Regions from separate parts of the Homo sapiens genome. Here region 2 is linked to region 1. A link is an interaction called in ENCODE POLR2A ChIA-PET data of the cell type or tissue named here. Cell type or tissue: endothelial cell of umbilical vein. All regions are shown on one strand. Each heading gives the region's core, and the rest is flanking DNA. Links, peaks and the distances in the headings are about the cores only.

Region 1 (2,918 bases), core at 164-2,663:
GGGAGCAAAGAAGGAAACAAGCCTTCATTAACAAAGAAGGAAAGAGGAACTGGCTTGTATTGAAAAACAGCTCGGCTGGGCTCCATGATGGTGGCATAAATCTCCACCCGAGGAGGGGGAAAGCTGCCTTTCCCGGGAGCGAAGTTTAGACCTCAAGAGCTGAATTCTTAAGTTGAAGGGAGAGAAAGTTAGAAGACACTGTTCACTCTAGAAAGTTTTGTTTGTTTGTTTTGTTTAATTGCTTTTCTTCTTTTTCTTTTTTGGTGACAATCTGATTATAACTACTCTGTTCTTATTGACCCTATGAGGCTTTTTTTTCACAATTTGGAAGAATTAACAGTTATAGCCTCCATGAATAAATATAACACTTAGCTCCTTCTTACTAACTAAATGCAATTGGGGAATAAATACAGTGAGTGTTCACACACACACACACACACACACCCACAAAAGAAAAAAAAAGAAAAAAAGAAAAAGGTGAAGAATAGAAAATTGTTTAAGTGGCCAAAGAAACTTTATCCTATTGTGTTGCAGGCCAAGCTATGCCAGCTATATGTAAATGTAAGCAGTGGCCTGTGTTCCTGTGTCCACTTTGAAGTTGCCATCTGAATTTAATTCTGCCTTTGTGATTAAATCAGGCCATTACGTTTAATCTCACTTAATAGTAAGAAACGTCCTTTGTTGTTTTCTATAGGCAACATATTCTGCCCCTAACATATACAGCTTGGTATTCACACTTTACTATTAATCCCCGATGGCTGATAATTGCTTCATCTCCAAGCCCTCTGTCCAATTCACAAGGGGCTGATTGCAACTATTCTTCCCCTATACATTAATGCACTGTTTGGGTCTTGCTTCTTTGGCTCAGTGAACCCTATCAAGCTGTCCACATTTTCTGGGCATGTGGGTGTATTGTGAGATGTTAAATTAAATTCCGTGTTGACCTCCCTAAACACCAGAATCTATTAGCCCCTGCAACGTAGCTGATTGACAAGTGGAACTACTTTTCCACTCAAAATCCTGCAATAAGAAACAACAACAACAGGCTGAATATTTTGTTTCTAGGCAGAGTCTGGGGTCTTCTTATTGCTGTCTTGTTATTTACATGTTCATGACTACGGCAGGACCAATTGCATTATTGCCACGATGTTGCTTCATTGATCTTCCATTTGTCTGCCTTATCATTTCTCTGGGAGAAATTCTTAGACCCCCCAGAGAATCACCATGCATTGCTTTAAGGTTTGAAATTATTTTCTCTTCTTTGGTTTTTTTCCAAAACTGTTTTGGATGGTGAGTCTTAGGGCCTTCACTGTTATCTGCGACTTGAAGAGCTCAGGCATAAAGATCTCAGAGGCAAAATACCAACTGGAACAGGGTTTCTTCCGTCTTTGCTTTTTGCACCAAAGGTAACAGATGCAGCTAATTTTAATGTTAAGCTTTACAAAAGAAAAGAAGCTTTTCTTTCTCTTACCCATTCATTAGCTCGGGCAATAGTTACCAGGCTTTTCATTGTGCTAAATTAGGAATGCTATCATTATCAATTTGACTTTGTGGTTCTAAAAGCACTATTAGCTGCTCATGCCTAGTCCATATTAAGCACATATAGTACCTCCAGTGTGAACGATACCCAGAGCCCGTGCATAGCTGCCTCCTCCTGCCAATAGCTTTGCCCGGCTTTACACACTCTCAGCCTCACAGCTGCTGGTGGGACTCTTGGAAAATCCACGTGGCTATTTTAAATTTTTTCTGATTTTAAAAGCAATCTCATAAAAGTAATTTTATTTTTATATATTATATAATATAATGTATATACTACAGAATTATATAGGTAATAATTATAGAAGAGTTTTCTTATAGGAAAATCTTAAAAGTTTGGAAAAACTAAAGAAAAAATAAAAATCATTCTAAATCCCACAGATATAGCTGTTGTTATTATTTTGGTGTATTTTCTTTTCTTTTCTTTTTTTTTAGACGGAGTTTCGCTCTTGTTGCCCAGGCTGGAGTGCAATGGTGCGATCTCGGCTCACTGCAACCTCCGCCTCCCTGGTTCAAGCAATTCTCCTGCCTCAGCCTCCCAAGTAGCTGGGATTAGGCAATGCGCCACCACGCCCGGCTAGTTTTGTATTTTTAGTAGAGACAGGGTTTCTCCATATTGGTCAGGCTGGTCTCAAACTCCCAACCTCAGGTGATCCGCCTGCCTCGGCTTCCCAAAGTGCTGGGATTACTAGTGTGAGCCACCGTGCCCGGCCTGTTTTGGTGTATTTTCTAGAATAGCTTTCTTCTATAACTTACATGTGAATAGACTTGTAATACAGATAAAAATACATACGTAATTTTTTTGGATTTCCAAAGTGTTTTATTAAATTAAATGTTAAATAATTGAGGCCCTGAGAAATGTGTGCCCTACAGTGAATAAGTTCCCTTATTTTAAAATAAACCTTTTATTTTGGAATAATTTTAAGTTTACAGAAATGTTGCAAAAATAGTTCAGAGAGCTCCCCTATACTCCTCACCCAGTTTTCCCTATTGTTAACAGCTTACCTAACTACAATACATTTGTCAGAACTAAGAAACACATTAATTTATCATTATATATATTATATATAATTAGGAGTGTACATTTTCTTAATCTGCTTCCTTCACCATGTAAATAAACATTTTTCTATGTCACTAAATATTCTTATTATCATTTTTTAAAAGAAGAAACTAAGATAATAAGTATGACCGTCCAATCAGTTAGGTTCCAGGTAAAATACAGTGTCTAATCAGGAAGTGTCTGTCTAATCTGGTAGCGTCTCATCAGAAGGCTGCTTCCAGCAAAGCCCTGGTCATGGGGGCACCCTCTGGAGGGGAGCTTTACCCAGGGGCACCCCGTCGCCAGCCAGGAACCTGCCCCGGTATCCATGCCAGGGTCTACT
Region 2 (2,918 bases), core at 211-2,710, 390 kb after region 1:
GAGTTTAATAGGCAGTGTTTTTGGCTGGACACCATGGCTTACGCCTATAATCCCAGCACTTTGGGAAGCCAAGGTGGGAGGATCACCGGAGCTCAGGAGTTCAAGACCAGCCTAGCCAAAATGGTGAAACCCCATCTCTACTAAAAATACAAAAATTAGCTGGGCGTGTTGGTGGGCACCTGTAATCCCAGCTACTCGAGAGGCTGAGGCAGGAGAATTGCTTGAACCCAGGAGGCGAAGGTTACAGTGAGCCAAGATCGCGTCACTGCACTCTAGCCTAGGTGACAAGAGTGAGACTCTGTCTCAAAAAAAAAAAAACACTCCATAAAATCTCTTTCTTTTTTTTTTTTTTTTTTTTTTTTGAGACAGAGTCTTGCTGTGTCGCCCAGGGTGGAAAGGCGGTGGTGTGATCTTGGCTCACTACTACCTCCGCCTGCCGGCTTCAAGTGATTCTCCTGCCGTAGCCTCCTGACTAGCTGGGACTACAGTTGTGCGCCACCACGCCCTGCTAATTTTTGTATTTTTAGTAGAGACAGGGTTTCACCATGCTGGTTTCAAACTCCTGACCTCAGTGAGCCACCCACCTTGGGCCTCCCAAAGTGCTGGGATTATAGGTGTGAGCCACTGTGCCCAACCGGCAGTGTTTTTTCTTAAGTCAGTAAAAATTTTACTGTCTAAAAGCGTGTTGGATCCATGGGTGAATTGAAATATATTTCTAATACATAAGTAAGATTGGTTTTTATTTAGCTTTTTAATTGTTCTGTGATTAACAAGCCATTGAAAAATGAATCTTGTTAATTGTTAAAATCTTCTTATTGTCTTTATATGGCAAGTTTTGGTTATCCCTCACCTGTTACATATTGTTCCACCTTTATTTTTTATTTTTTAGAGGTGGGGTCTTGCTATCTTGCCTAGGATGGTGTTGAACTCTTGGGTTCAAGCAATCCACTTGCTTGGCCTCTTAAAGTGTTAGGATTACAGGCGTGAGCCACCACACCCAGCAAAATGATTCTTTTTGGGCCCACAAAGAAGTTTTTCTTTTCTAATAAAGAGCTGGTATCAAATGAAAAAAAAAAAAGGTACCTAAGAAAAGGTATGAATGAAAGATGGTGTTGAGTATGACATGGGAAAAATAGTCTTTTCCTTTAAAATAAGCTATAGAGGGAGTTAGGTACTATTTATTCCTGAGGTGTTATAGCAGAAACTTTAGAAGTTGGAATTTGCTTTAGCTTATGTGTTCAGCATGTGAACTAATGCGGTGCAGGCCGCCTTACCTCACCTGAACTGCTGTCGATCTTGATGGGCTCAGAATCACTCCGAAAGCAATTCTCTTCTGGGACATTCCTACCTACTTATGGTTAGAAATCAGTAACTTACAAAGAAAGGTTTGTTTTGCCTAGCATCTCGTTTGTTTAATAACCACCATGAATAGGAGGGGAAAAAAAATACCTCTTCACAAAAGGGAGTTTATTCCATTCGTTGAAAGTGCAGTGGATGCCTTGAAAGACTGCACTAGCAGGAAAGTGACCTGAACTTCCTCCCTAACACGGTATCTTCCGAACTTTCATTTCCGCTCATTCTTTCAGTTTGTTTCCTCTGAGCTCCCCACACACCCTGCCACTTCATAAACTTCAGTATTTTAAACCCTAGTTAGCAACCATTTAACAATGCCTATATTTCCCACCCCCACCTTACTACTCCCTGCCACAGGCATACACATTTGAAAGTTTCCAGACGTAACTGAGGAGTTGTTGAATGTGAATCTCAGTAATGAGGGCATTCAAATACTTTCAATGATAAAGTAAAATGTTTTACCTCTTTTTTGAGACGGAGTCTCACTGTGTCACCCAGGCTGGAGTGCGGTGGCACATCTTGGCTCACTGCAACCTCCGCCTCCCAGGCTCAAGCAGTTCTCCTGCCTCAGCCTCCCAAGTAGCTGGGATTACAGACATGCATCATCACGCCCACCTAATTTTTGTATTTTTAATAGAGACGGGGTTTCACCATGATGGCCAGGCTGGTTTCGATCTCCCAACCTCAGGTGATCCACTTTATATATTATTTTTAAATTAGCAAAACATGTTCTTTAATGCACAACCTTTCCATTTGTTTTTGTCTATTAGATGAACATTTAATCAGCAATTGCAGTGTTCCATTCAGAGTCTCTGTGTTAGGTTAGGTATTGTGTTGAGATATAAGGAAATGAGGCTAGGTGCAGTTGCTCATGCCTGTAATCCCAGTACTTTGCGAGGCCAAGGCAGGAGGATCACTTGAAGCCAGAAGTTTCAGACCAGCCTGGGCAACATAGAAAGACCCTGTCTCTACAAAAAATAAAAATTAACCAGGTATGGTGGCACGTACCTGTAGTCCTAATACTACTCAGTAGTAGTCCTGTAGTATTAGTGCCTGTAGTCCTAGCTACTCAGGAAGGAGGCTGAGGCAGGAGGATCACTTGAGCCCAGGAGCTTGAGGTTACAGTGAGTCATGATTGTGCCACTGTACTCCAGGGTGGGTGATAGAGTGAGATCCTGTCTCAAAAAAAAAAAAAAAAAAAAAGGAAAAAGAAATAAGACTTAGTTTCTGTTGTTACTAGTTTACATGTAACTATAGTATAAAATAGGAGAAAGATTTACCTCCAGCTAGAGTGATCAGGGAAAATCTTTGGGAAGGGAAGTGGTGTTTTAATTTGGAACTGAAGGATAGGTAATATTTGGAAACACAAAGATGATTAAAGGTTGGTCCAGATGAAACAACAGTATGAAAAAAGGGAGAAAGGGAAGAGAATGTGGAACATGTGGGCAACAAAATTATTCATTTTGGCTGAAGCATGGGATGCAAGGGAGATTATTAAGGGAAAAAGAATGATGGTGATGATTGTAAAATATTTCCAAGTGCTGTATTTTATCTAAAGATTATAC

What was found. Peaks named below come from ENCODE experiments on the same cell type or tissue, not always from the same donor. Only the 100,000 strongest peaks of a DNase experiment are listed, where the experiment ranks them.
Region 2: POLR2A ChIA-PET joins it to region 1 with 14 read pairs; 3 of 35 experiments call an interaction of 5 or more read pairs at or near these places.

The regions. Positions count from the first base shown.
Region 1 is chr21:33,093,749-33,096,666 of GRCh38, reverse strand. No RefSeq gene overlaps it. Among named protein-coding and RNA genes, the nearest start is that of OLIG1, 25 kb to the right of the region's middle. RefSeq lists an enhancer at 1-2,918. In endothelial cell of umbilical vein, for the core only: no CTCF peak of the experiment used is centred there; no DNase peak of the experiment used is centred there; H3K27me3 peaks cover 733 bases.
Region 2 is chr21:32,706,922-32,709,839 of GRCh38, reverse strand. The region is part of intron 2 of SYNJ1 (synaptojanin 1); the gene reads left to right. Among named protein-coding and RNA genes, the nearest start is that of SYNJ1, 20 kb to the left of the region's middle. In endothelial cell of umbilical vein, for the core only: no CTCF peak of the experiment used is centred there; a DNase peak (open chromatin) is centred at 1,579; H3K27ac peaks cover 1,396 bases.